2 separate regions of the Homo sapiens genome follow, and region 1 is linked to region 2. Evidence: read pairs that join two places in POLR2A ChIA-PET (ENCODE). Cell type or tissue: PC-9. All regions are shown on one strand. Each heading gives the region's core, and the rest is flanking DNA. Links, peaks and the distances in the headings are about the cores only.

Region 1 (6,370 bases), core at 1,604-4,103, 240 kb after region 2:
TGCCTGTAATCCCAGCTACTCAGGAGGCTGAAGCGGGAGAATCACTTGAACTTGGGAGGCGGAGGTTGCAGTGAGCCGAGATCACACCATTGCACTCCAGCCTGTGCAACAAGAGCAAAATTCCATCTTGAAAAAAAAAGCAAAAAACGCCCTGGCTACAAAGTTTCTACAAGTTAAAAATATTAGTCTAAAGTTTGAATGGAAAATAAAAGAGGTTAAATAATAAAGAAAATTTTCAAAAATATAAATAATGGATTTCATCTACCAGATATAAAATGGGTTGTAAAATTATAATAATTAAAGCAGTGTCAAAGAATAGACATAGCTATGAAAGAATAAGCCTGAAAACCATCCCGAGTCTACACAGGAATTTAGTATTGATTAAAGTGGCACTTAAATTAATGGAGAATTTCAGCCAGGCACGGTGGCTTATGCCTGTAATCCCAGCACTTTGGGAGACCGAGGAAAGCAGATCACTTGAGGTCAGGAGTTCAAGACCAGCCTGGCCAAAATGGTGAAACCCTGTCTCTACTAAAAATACAAAAATTAGCCGAGTATGGTAGCACGCACCTGTAGTCCAGCTACTCTGGAAGCTGAGGCAGGAGAATCGCTTGAACTCGGGAGGCAGAGGTGGCAGTGAGCCAAGATCGTGCCACTGCACTCCAGCATGGGCAACAAAGGGAGACTCCATCTAAAATAATTAATTAATTAGGCCGGGTGTAGTGGCTCACGCCTGTAATCCCAGCACTTTGGGAGGCCGAGGCGGCCAGATCACAAGGTCAGGAGATCGAGACCATCCTGGCTAACACGGTGAAACCCTGTCTCTAGTAAAAATACAAAAAATTAGCTGGGTGCCGTGGGGGCGCCTGTAGTCCCAGCTACTCAGGAGGCTGAGGCAGGAGAATGGTGTGAACCTGGGAGGCGGAGCTTGCAGTGAGCCAAGATTGCGCCACTGCAGTCCTGCCTGGGCGAAAGAGCAAGGCTCAATCTCAAAAAAAATAATAATAATAATAATTAATTAATTACTGGGGAATTTTCTGGGGTGCTCAATAAATAATGCAGGAACAATTCGTTAACAATTTGGGGCAGGAAAAAGTTCAGCGTTTCATACCATATATCAAAATAAATTTCAACCGGGCGTGGTGACTCACGCCTCTAATCCCAGCACTTTGGGAGGCCAAGGCGGGCAGATCACTTGAGGCCAGGAGTCTGAGACCAGCCTGGCCAACCTGGCAAAACCCCATCTCTACAAAAAGTACAAAAAATTAGCTGGGCATAGTGGCGCACACATGTAGTCTCAGCTAAGTGGGAGGCTGAGGCAGGAGAATCGCTTGAACCCAGGAGGCAGAGGTTGCAGTGAGCTGAGATCATGCCACTGCACTCCAGCCTGGGTGACAGAGCAAGACTCTGTCTCAAAAATAATAATAATAAAATAAAATAAAATAAATTTCAAATCAATCAAAGAGCTATTATTTTAATGAAGCCATGAAAAACTAGGATAAAATATAGATTAATATTTTTTCTGATATCAAGAGAAGTATGACTTTTCAAGCAAGAGGAGAAAAAGACAAAAGGAAAGACTCAAAAAAGAAAAACTGATATATTGACTATAGTCATCTGCCTACCTTCTGTGTATCAGGAAGCACCACAAACAAAATTAAAATTCAAAAAATACTATTTGTCATATAATGAAGAACATAAGATCTAAAATTTCTTCTCCATCAATATGAAGAGGACAACACCCTACTCCCGTTTTTTAAATGGACAAAAGACACGACCTTGCAATCCACAGGAGTTAAAATAGGAATGACCAAAAGGCATTATGAAGTTAATCATGGCTGCTCTGCCTACAGAGTAGCCATTTTCTTTTCTTTTTTTTTTTTTTTTTTTAAACGGAGTCTCGCTCTGTCACCAGGCTGGAGTGCAATGGCAAGATCTTGGCTCACTGCAACCTCCACCTCCTGGGCTCAAGCGATTCTCCTGCCTCAGCCTCCCGAGTAGCTGGGACTACAAGCGTGCGCCACCATGCCCAGCTAATTTTTGTATTTTTAGTGGAGACGGGGTTTCATCATGTTGGCCAGGATGGTCTTGATCTCTTGACCTCATGATCTGCCCACCTCAGCCTCCCAAAGTGCTGGGATTACAGATGTGAACCACTGCACCCTGCCTCCTTTACTTTCTTAATAAACTTGCTTTCGTTTTCCTCTGTGGACTCACCCTGAATTCTTTCTTGCACCAGATCCAGGAACCCTCCTTTGGAGTCTAGATCAGAATCCCTTTCCAGTAACCTCTTCCTAGCAAACCTCAAAGGGACAATACTGGAGAGAACCCTGACCCAAAGGAAATAGACTGCAGCACCAATTGGTCGACTTTGGATATCACCTTTTGTTGAAATTTTGGAGTTATGAATGGCCCTCAGCATACCAATGCTGTCTGACTGAGCGCCTCTCTACCCTGGAGACGAGAGACCCTAATAGTTAAGCAGGAATATCGTGGCCCCTATTCAGCCTAAAGAAGCTGCAGAAGATGTACCTTCGTCCCTCTGCAACCCTTAGGATTAAGAATCCCCTTGCAATGGCTGAGCGCAGTGGCTCACACCTGTAATCCCAGCACTTTGGGAGGCCAAGGCAGGTGGGACACCTGAGGTGGGGAGTTCAAGACCAGCCTGACCAACATAGAGAAACCCCGTCTCTACTAAAAATACAAAATCAGCTGGGCGTGGTGGCGCATGCCTGTAATCCCAGCTACTCGGGAGGCTGAGGCAGGAGAATCACTTGAACCTGGGAGGTGGAGGTTGCAGTGAGGTGAGATCGGGCCATTGCGCTCCAGCCGGGGCAACAAGAGTGAAACTCTGTCTCAAAAAAAAAAAAAAAAAAAAAAAATCGCCTTGTAAAATGGAGGGGGTTCCAACCAGAGCGACTCCATCTTGAATAGGAGCTGGGTAAAATGAGGCTGAGACCTGCTGGGCCGCATTCCCAGGAGGTTAGACATTCTTAGTCACAGGATGAGATAGGAGGTTGGCACAAGATACAGGCCACAAAGAGCGGCTGATAAACAGGATGTGGTAAAGAACTAGCTGAAACCCACCAAAAGCAAGAGGGGGATGAAAGTGGCCTCTGGTCATCCTCACTGCTCATTATATGCAAATTATAATATATTAGCATGCTAAAAGACACTCCCACCAACACCATGACAGTTTACAAATGCCATGGCAACATCCAAAAGTTACCCTATATGGTCTAAAAAGAGGAGTAATCCTCGGTTCCAGGAATTGCCTGCCCCTTTCCCGGAAAACTCATGAATAATTCACCTCTTATTTAGCATATGATCAAGAAATAACCATAAAAATAACCAACCAGCAGCCCTCGAGGCTACCCTGCCTATGGAGTAGCCATTCCTTTATTCTTTTACTTTCTTAATAAACTTGATTTCGCTTTAAAAAAAAAAAAAAAGAAGAAGAAGTAGTTAATTGCTACCAGGTACAGTGGCTCATGCCTGTAATCCCAGCAGTATGGGAGGCAGAAACAGGAGGATCCCTTGAGGCCAGGGGTTTGAGACCAGCCTGGCCAATATGGCAGAACCCCATTTTTTACAGAAAAAAAAAAATAGCTGGGTGTGGTGGTGCACGCTTGTAGTCCCAGCTACTCGGGAGACAGGATGCAGGGACCTGGGTTGCAGTGACCACAGTACTTCAACTTGGGTGACAGAGCAAAGTTAATACCATTGGAAATCTACATTACACAGATTAAAATATTGAGATACCATCATTCACCTATCAAATTGGCATTTAAATTAATCTCCAGCATTTGAGAAGGGGCCCCGTGAGGAAAGACCATCCAGAGAGGCCTTTGGGTAGCAACACTTAAGAGCATGGGCTTTGCAATAAGCCTGACTCAGTTAAAAAAAAACCAGCCCCACCACCTGTTAGCTTTGTGGCCCACAGAATGTTATTTCACATCTTTGAGCCTCAGTTCAGATGCCTCTGAAAGTGGCAGTAACTGCAAGGGTAACCAAGATGCTGCATGTAACCACTTAGCAGAACACCTCGTGTAAGTCAGGGCTCAGTAGACTCAGCAACTGTCACTCTTGCCAACGAACATGTGTGCATGGAATGGTGTATTAGTCTGTTTTCACACTGTATAAAGAAATACCCAAAACTGGGTAATTTATAAAGGTAAGAGGTTTAACTGACTCACAGTTTCCCATGGCTGGGGAGGCCTCAGGAAACTTACAATCATGGCAGAAGGGGAAGCAAGCACCTTCTTCACATGGCGGCAGGAGAGAGAATGCTTCAAAGGGGGAACTTCCAAGCACTTTTAAAACCATCAGCTCTCGCGAGAACTCCCTCCTATCACTGGAACAGCATGGGGGAAGCCATCCCTGTGATCCAATCACTTCCTACAGGTCCCTCCCTCAACATGTGGGGATCATGGGGATTACAATTCGAGATGAGATTTGGGTGGTGACACAGAGCCAAACCATATCACATGGTGATACTTTGAAAGTCCTTTTAACACATGTTCTCAAGTGGATGTCCCTGCAGGCCAGGGTCCTATCAGAAAGGGCTGAAGGAGGTCATGTGGTTAAAGTTCTTAGCTGTGCCTGACATCCAGTAAGTGTGCAATACCTTCTAGCAATTACAGGCAAATTGGAACAGGTAATGGAGGCTCAGAGAGATGATGGGATGAGGCCAAAGTTGCATTGGTAAATGGTGAAGCATGGCTTTGATCCACATTTGCCTAGTTCTAAATCTCTTTCCCCCATAACGTGTTTAGGATCCTGGCAAGGTCTTAGGTTCTTCTGAGAAGTGGATCCAGCTCCCAGTCTTGAAATGAAGTCAGCAATACAACCAGTGCTGGATCATGTGCAAAGGCTGGGGAGTTAACCTTCCTGGGTTCAAATCCTGGCTCTACCACTTTCCAGCTGTGTGTCCTTGGCAAGCTACCCAACCTCACTGAGTCTCAGTTTCCCCATCTGTAATACGAGGATGATATTAATATTACCTAACAGAGCTCTTGTAAGGATTAACTGAGATGATCAATGTAAAAGGCTAAGCACAATGCTTCAAAACATTAAATAAATGTCGTTGTTGTTTTATCACCACATTAATTTAGGCACCAGTGTCACTTTGCCATGCCCCCTTCCTTCAATATGTTGGTGCAAGTTCCTTAAGCCTAACTGCTCGGGCAAGCCTTCTGCATTGCACAGCTCCAAGGGCACTGTTCATATCTATTCCATTTGAATGGTGTCCTATGGACTTGTGCAGTGCACAACCTATACTCCTGTACATAGCATACTCAGAGCAAACTATGGGGCTACATAGAGGATCTGGATGTCAGAGTCTCTAGTGGGAAAGCATGAGCACCATGAGGTCAACAGAAGTGTCCCGGTTCTGGTGTCCTCCATCTTAAAGCTAGAGTCCAAGCTACTCCCAAAAGTCTGGGGGATATGCCTCACTGCCAGAAGGAGGAGACAGTGAGAAATGGTAGGTGCCCTCAATACAGGAATGCAGCTTGGGAAGCTGGACTGCTGGGTAGAGAAACAGGACTTGGGCAAGCAGTGGTCTCTGGTGTAATTCAGGATCTCCGAGTAGATGCAACTCAGAGTCAAGGGAGAGGATCTATGTATTCTGGTCATGGAAGACAACACATCAGATACTAGTTGCTGCTTCAGAGCATATACTACTATGTCCTGCACAAGAGTAGCCCAGCATTAAAGGTGGCAGAGCTGAGTCTTCAGTGGGCCACTTCATCCTTCTACTAAGCTAGCCACTTCATGTCTGCATGGTAAAAATAGCAAATTCCGTGAGCACAAGCCCATTTCCTCACTGCACTTGCTGTGGCCCAAGGGAACACTGTGGCTATGAAGACACATTTCACAAGTTCATGGATGGTGATGCTGCCAGGCCATAATGGAAATGAAAATCCAGGACATGTGTCTATTCTGGTAAGAACAAATTGTTTCCCCTCCATAGCAAATGGGGACCTATTAATCAACCAGCCACCAGATCCCCTCAGTGTGCTATGGCACCTCATTGAGGACTTGGTGAAGACATCTGCTGCTGGAACATCCAGCACTGAGCAGAGGGGACAGCCCAGGAAGTCTTAGTGTCGGATACATGCATACTGCTGTGGCAACATGGTGGTAAGTCTCTTGAACAATGGGCTGACCAGGGAATGAGGAGGATGGACACCCATGGGGCAAGTTATGTTGTCTACCAAGTACCTACATGGTAGACACTTAATTAACATTTACTGAATGAATATATTAACCTGATCATTGAGAGGCATAGGGGCAGGACCTGGACTAGAGTGAAATGAGTCAAGCACTTGCCTTGAGCAAAAAATTTAAAGGAAGGTGCTCAAAATCT
Region 2 (6,370 bases), core at 2,037-4,536:
ACGAAGGTCCAGTTCTCCCGGGCCAGTTGCTACCAGTGCTGCAAATGTCTGAGTCTGTCTACCTGCTCACACTCTGTCCTCCTATGATCTCAAAGAATGGGCTTTGCTGATCCATCCCTTCCCCGGCATATGCACACCCCTCTCCCCCATAAGCAGTGGGAGGAATTTTGCGTTCTGGTCACAAGACGTCCCTGATACCTCCCCTGTCCTAGGCCCCCTTTCTTTTCCCTGTTGCATTTTGTTCCTGGTTCTTCTTAGGCCCTTGGTGCACAATTGCCCATGAAGCACCCCAGGATGAGGCGTCGTGCGATTCAGGAAAACCTAGAGTCTTTCTGATCACAGGCTGGGACTGTCATCATGCCAGAGGGTCCGCTTCAAGGCCTGTCCCAATGGGAGGTGCACAGGGTAGGAAAGAACCAGGAACCACAGGCAGAGGTGTCGGTCCTCGAGTTCCTCTGGGGGGAAAAAGTCTGCAACCATCCTCAGTGTGATGAAATCCTCAAGGCAAACAGAAACACAAGTGCATCCTATGTGTCCTAAAACAACTGAGAATTCAGGGCTCAACTGAGGATGACCACAGCCTAGTGTTCTGGGCTGGCATTAGAAGCCCCTGGAGGCGTGGTTAGGCATGGGCTGCTGGGCCCAGCCGAGTCTCCCAGTCACCAGGTCTAGGGAGGGGCCTGAGAATCTGCATCTCTAACAGGTCCCCAGGCAATGCTGCTGCTGCTGGCCTTAGGATCACGTTTCCAGAAGCAGCTCAGCAGTAGTCTGTCTTGCTGGATCCCCTGCTGGGAGTGTGGCTGCCAAAGGCACACACCTGCCCCTTTCTCGAGAACTGCCCTTGGCCAAGAGGGGCCATCTTTTTATTTTTATTTTTATTTTTAATTTTACTTTAAGTTCCGGGTTATATGTGCAGAACGTGCAGGTTTGTTACATAGGTATACATGTGCCATGGTGGTTTGCTGCACCTATCAACCTGTCATCTAGGTTTTGAGCCCCGCATGCATTAGGTATTTGTCCTAATGCTCTCCCTCCCTTGGGGGGCCGTCTTACGTAGGAAGTTATGCAGGAGCTCCACCTACTTCTGGCCTGTGACCCATGACTGATTCACAGTTCACACTGGGGAACAAATGCCAGCAACTCCGTGGCCTAATCCACGCTGCAGTGCTGCCTGTGGGACCAGGCAGACCTCCCTCTAGCGCGGCTCCAGATAGCATCTCTAATGTCTCATTTACTCTTCACAACAACCCTGGGAGGAAACTGTGGCACAGAGAGGTTAAACAGCTTGGCTGAGGTCGCACAGCTGGTTACATGTGCAGCTGATGCTGCCTGACCTTGGAGCCCTACCTCCTAATCCCGGGGCTCTCCTGAGCCGGCTGTGATCCACACCCTCCAGAGACTTGAATCTCTTGAGGAGCTCATTCATGAAATGCTTTAGAAGCCCCCTCTCCCTTGATCCTTTCCACAACTCCCTGGGGTGATTTAGGTTTTGTCCATTCAACAGGTGAAGAAAGTGAGGCCGGAAGGAAAGTGACTTGTCTCCCACAATCTCTTAGTGGTGGCAGAGACAGGAAGTTAAACCCAGGCTTCCTGACTCGCGGTCTTGTTATCAGTTTCCGGGATGACAGGAAGAACTAACCATGCTTAGTTAGTTAGTTAGAGATTCCTCAGGGCTCCAGCATCCCAGTCCCACAGCTCTGCCCAACACACACACCCTATGACAGGTTCTGACTACTCACCTGATATTCCTTCCCTTTTTCCTTGCTACCAGGAGTTTGGAGACAGAGCCATTAAACCAACACTTTTGCCCTCCTAACCCTGTCTCAGCTGAGAGCTTTGACCAACACCCACACTCGATAGGGAGACAGGGGCAAGGGTCCCACCTTTGCCCACCATCCCAGCTCAGAGGCCTGGGCCAAGGATAGGGTGAGGGATGTTTTTGTGTTGAGGACATAAAGCACTTGGGGTCAAAAGAATCAGGGTCCCATCCTGTCTTCACCACTTCCTAGCTGTGTGTCTTTGGACAAGCCACCTTCCCTTTAGGTCTTGGGAACACATCTGTAAATGAGCAGAATTCTATCTCCCTTAAAGTCAACAGGAGGGTTAGAAGATATGAAGCAGACTGCTGTGTAAGACAGAAGATGCTATAGGGTCCCCATGTAACTTAGTCTCCAAAAATGATGTTTGAGGTGTTTACAGAGGCATTTATTTTTCATTCATTCATTCATTCATTCATTTTTCAGTCAGTCAGTCAGTCAGTCAGTCAGTCAACAAACCTTTTTCAGACACCTGCTACATGCCACACATGAAGCAAAGCATCAGAAATATTCATTGGCACGTTTGATTCCCACACTCTGTGGAGTAGACAGCATCAGCTCCATCTTACTTGAGGCTCTGAGAGAGACAGTAATTCACCCAAGGTCACCCACTGGGGTAGAACAGGCACCCAGGACCCCAGACTCCCAGTTAAGTGCTACTGCTTGGGCAAGCAGCTGCCACCACCATAGCCCGGGCCCCAGCCCAACACAGCTGCTGAGCTTAAATCTCTGATGGGGCGCGCTTGTCCTGGAAACGCTCCCAGCCTCCAGTCTTCCATAGTCCCCCGACACTCTCTCCTGGAGCTTTAATATTTAGATGAGCTGTATTTGTCTTGCTGCCTTTTATAAAGGCTCCGAGTTCTAAATGGACAAAGCCACAAGATGAGAGAAAGAGAGCTCATGAGACTGACTTTTTATTATCCAGGCAGAGCAGGGGGAAAATGACTCCAATAAATCTCAAGTTTTATGTGCTCCAGACATTCTGCGGAGCCAAAGATGGCTTCTCAGCAATGCCGACGGTACATTAAAAGCTCATTTTCCCAAACATGGTCCTGAATATGCACTCGGAGGAAAGAGCCATTACACCCAGTAATATCGAGGCTGCAGCTGACGAATGTCGCTGCGATTTTCCCTTAATTCTCCCTCATGACTCAGGAGCAGCTCTCAGAGTTCATACCCTGTTAGGCTTGGCATGCTGCCTGGAGTGGAAGTTAAACACCTGGCCCTTGCACTCAGCCTCGAGTGCTCTGATTAGGAGCCCAGCAGGGGATGGAAAGGGTGGGTACCAGAGGGCAGCTGAGCAACCATAAAACATCACAAATTGTTTTATGAATTTCAGCGGAAGGGGTGGTGATCAGGTCTGAACAGGGAGGTCCATGCACATATGAAATTTCTTCCTCTCAGGCTTTCCCACTGTCCTCTGGCCCCCAAGGCTACCCCCTCCAGGAAGCCTTCGGTGCCGGGACAGTCCCCTGAGCTCAGCACTTCTTCCATTTCTTGTTCCAAGCTGCAAGTGCCTCACACTTCATGTTGAGATTATTTATGAATATGAATAGCTCAACTCAGAGCTGGGCAGATAAAGTGGGTCTCCATCTTGTCCCGCTCACTGCCTTGCTCATTCACTCATTCATTTTGGAAGGCTACATGGGCTAGATATGGAGAGCCCAGGCTGGGGAGTCGGGCTGCCTGGGTTCAATTCCTGGCACCATCATTTTGATAACTGTGTAGCCAAGTCATTTACCCCTCTGTGCCTCTGTTTTCTCATCTGTAAAATGGCAACAATAACAGTACCTCCTTCTCAGGGTCAAGGATTAAGTGAGATTATAAATAGAAAGGGTTTAAGTAGGTGCCAGTTCCATAGTAACTGCTAAATAAATGTTACATGACAGTTATAAATAATTCACCCATTCCTTTAGGAAAAGTTCACTGAGAGGATACAAGGTCAAATAAGGTGTGGTTCTTGACCTCCAAAGGCCAAGGTGAAGCATCTGGCCCCATGGGCATGAGCAGTGCTGCAAGGGGCTGGCCATCGTGATGTTCTTGGGGATGCTCCACATGTCACTGAGCTGCCCACGTCAGCTCTCGCCTGGCACAGAGGTGGTGAAGCCGAAATAACAGCCCCAGGGAAAGCCGGGTTGACACCAAGCTGAAATCACGGCCACTGTTCCCTGCCCGCCACTCCTAGACGGTGAGCACCCCAGAGCATCTTTCAATCGTCCACAGCTTAGGTCCCTACTCAGCGGACAACAAAGATTCACCCCATACTCATACTCAGCCAGGCGGGTGCAGGAAGAACTGGGCTTAGAGTCAGAGGCCCAGGTTCAAGTCCCAGCTCTATCCTTTTTCTGGCTATGTGACCCTGGACAAGTAATTCCCTTCTCCCATTCATTCAGTAATTAATAAACAGACATTGAAGGTCACCTGCTAACCAGGCCCTTTGCTAGATTCTGGGGCCAGAGAAAGACACAAGGCCCAGGCCCAGCCTTCAGGCCATCCCAGGCTGGTGGCCCCTGGTAAATGCACAACCACATATTGCCATGAATTCAGACTGATCCCACCTTAATTTACATTTCTGATATGTTGTTCATCATGGTTTTCTGTGTTAATCTTGCCTTTTCAAAATATTTCGTTAAAACACTATTTTTATCTTGATGACTTTTTGGACACACCTTTAAATTTTATGGTTGAGGCACGCATCTCACATGCCTCACCCTCGTTCCAGCCCAGAGCATCCAGGCAGCCTCTGTGAGAAGATAACTTCTGAACTGGGTCCTCATACAGGAATAGGAGTTCACTGGGTGGACAAGGTGGAACAGCCTTCTCAGCAGAGCGAACAGCAGGCGGAGGCTCTCAACCAGGGGTGATTTTGCTCCCAGGGGATGTTTGGCAAGGTCTAGAGACATTTTTCGTTTTTATTTTGACTAGGGTAGTGCTACTAGAGGCCAGGAATAGTGAGTAGAGGCCAGGAATGCTGCTAGACATCCTACAAGGCACAGGACACCCCCAATAACAGAGAATCATCCCACCCAAAATGTCAGTGGTGCCGAGGTTGGGAACCCCTGCGCTAAAGAACACAGGTGGGAAACACCATGGTTTAAGATGCTACTTCAGGCCAGGCATAGTGGCTCACGTCTGTAATCCTGGCACTTTGGGAGGCTGAGGCAGGCAGATTGCATGAGCTCAGGAGTTCGAGACCAGCTTGGGCAACATGGTGAAATCCTGTCTCTACTAAAAATAAAAAAGATGCTACCTCAGCCTGATCCCTTGGCCTCTCTAAGCCTCAGTTTCTGCATCTGAAAAATAGGCACCCTAATGGTTCCTACCTTAAAGGGTGCTGGGAGAAGGGAACGGCACCAAGGCTCTGCAGAGCAGGTGCTCAGTGAATATCTGTGCCCCATCCTCTCCCAGTGTGAACGCATCCCAAACTGCAGAGCAAACGGTTCTCAAAAGAGACAGTGTCCCTGGTTCCAAAGAAAACTGGGACATGGAAAAGAACATGTTTTGTTCCTTTCCGACCTTTCTTGTAGGGAAAACCATGAATCTTATCTCGTCAACAAACGTGATCCTGTTCACAGAAAACCAGCCTGCGTGTTAGCTTATCACTGGCCTGAGTTTTAACAGGGAGTGAATTTTTATGACCGAGTTGTAAACCTTTGCAAAAACCATTTTTAAACTAAAGAACGCCGACAGATTCTTAACTACTGTAGCTGCTAAATTAAGCATGAGGGATGGGATGGGGGGTTTACGAAAGAAAAGTAAAAGTGCCCTAAAAGAGTTAGTGGAGGTAAAATAATGTTCATTAAAAACAGAAAAACAAACACATACAAAAAAATCTTTTGTGTTCAACTTCACACTCGTACATCATAATGTTCCAGTAAAAGGCCATTTCCCCCTGAGATAATAAAAGAATTGAATTTTTCCTTATCGGTCATCTATTTTTCTAGCCGAAGCTATTACTCCCGCTCTGGGGTTGCTAGGCAACAAGAAATATTAATAGCAGCTTTTATTAGCTTAGCTTTTGCAGCCGAGTACCAGAATGAGAAAATGGGAAACATAAATGTGTTACATAAATCTTTCAACCTTTCAGAGCCGGTGTTAGTCTCTGTTTCCATAATGATTTATTGAAGTGATGGTTCATTTATGAGAAAAAGGAGTTCAGGGTAAGAAAACGGAGCGGTCCCCTGCAGGAGTGTTTGAAAATAAATAATTATAGCAGGAGAGCAAAAGCTGTTTAAAGCCATTTTTCTGAGTTTTATAAAATGTAAAAAGACATATTTCTTTTGCTTAATGCCTCTGAAAAACAGGGGCCAGGAGTTTCATCTGGACTCTGGTAAATACAAAGGAAGCCCAGGGCCTCTAGTTACCACTGTTTAGGACCCTCAGAGACCCATTTGGGAGATCAGTGCTCCCCCTACTTCCATCCCCAGAGGGACGTTAGACAAAAGCATGGCACCTTGGAAAAGCCCAACTCGGAGGTGCCCCTGGTAACCCCCTGCTTCGACTAAGATGGATCCTTCCCTTGGTCACGATGCCAAGAAGCATTGCGTCTTGGG

What was found. Peaks named below come from ENCODE experiments on the same cell type or tissue, not always from the same donor. Only the 100,000 strongest peaks of a DNase experiment are listed, where the experiment ranks them.
Region 1: POLR2A ChIA-PET joins it to region 2 with 26 read pairs; 3 of 35 experiments call an interaction of 5 or more read pairs at or near these places.

Annotation. Positions count from the first base shown.
Region 1 is chr20:43,779,030-43,785,399 of GRCh38, reverse strand. The region is part of intron 1 of LOC101927200 (a long non-coding RNA gene); the gene reads right to left. Among named protein-coding and RNA genes, the nearest start is that of GTSF1L, 55 kb to the right of the region's middle. In PC-9, for the core only: no CTCF peak of the experiment used is centred there; a DNase peak (open chromatin) is centred at 3,039; H3K27ac peaks cover 1,509 bases.
Region 2 is chr20:44,014,981-44,021,350 of GRCh38, reverse strand. All of the region lies in intron 3 of TOX2 (TOX high mobility group box family member 2), which reads right to left. Among named protein-coding and RNA genes, the nearest start is that of TOX2, 100 kb to the right of the region's middle. In PC-9, for the core only: no CTCF peak of the experiment used is centred there; a DNase peak (open chromatin) is centred at 3,010; H3K4me3 peaks cover 321 bases; H3K27ac peaks cover 1,314 bases.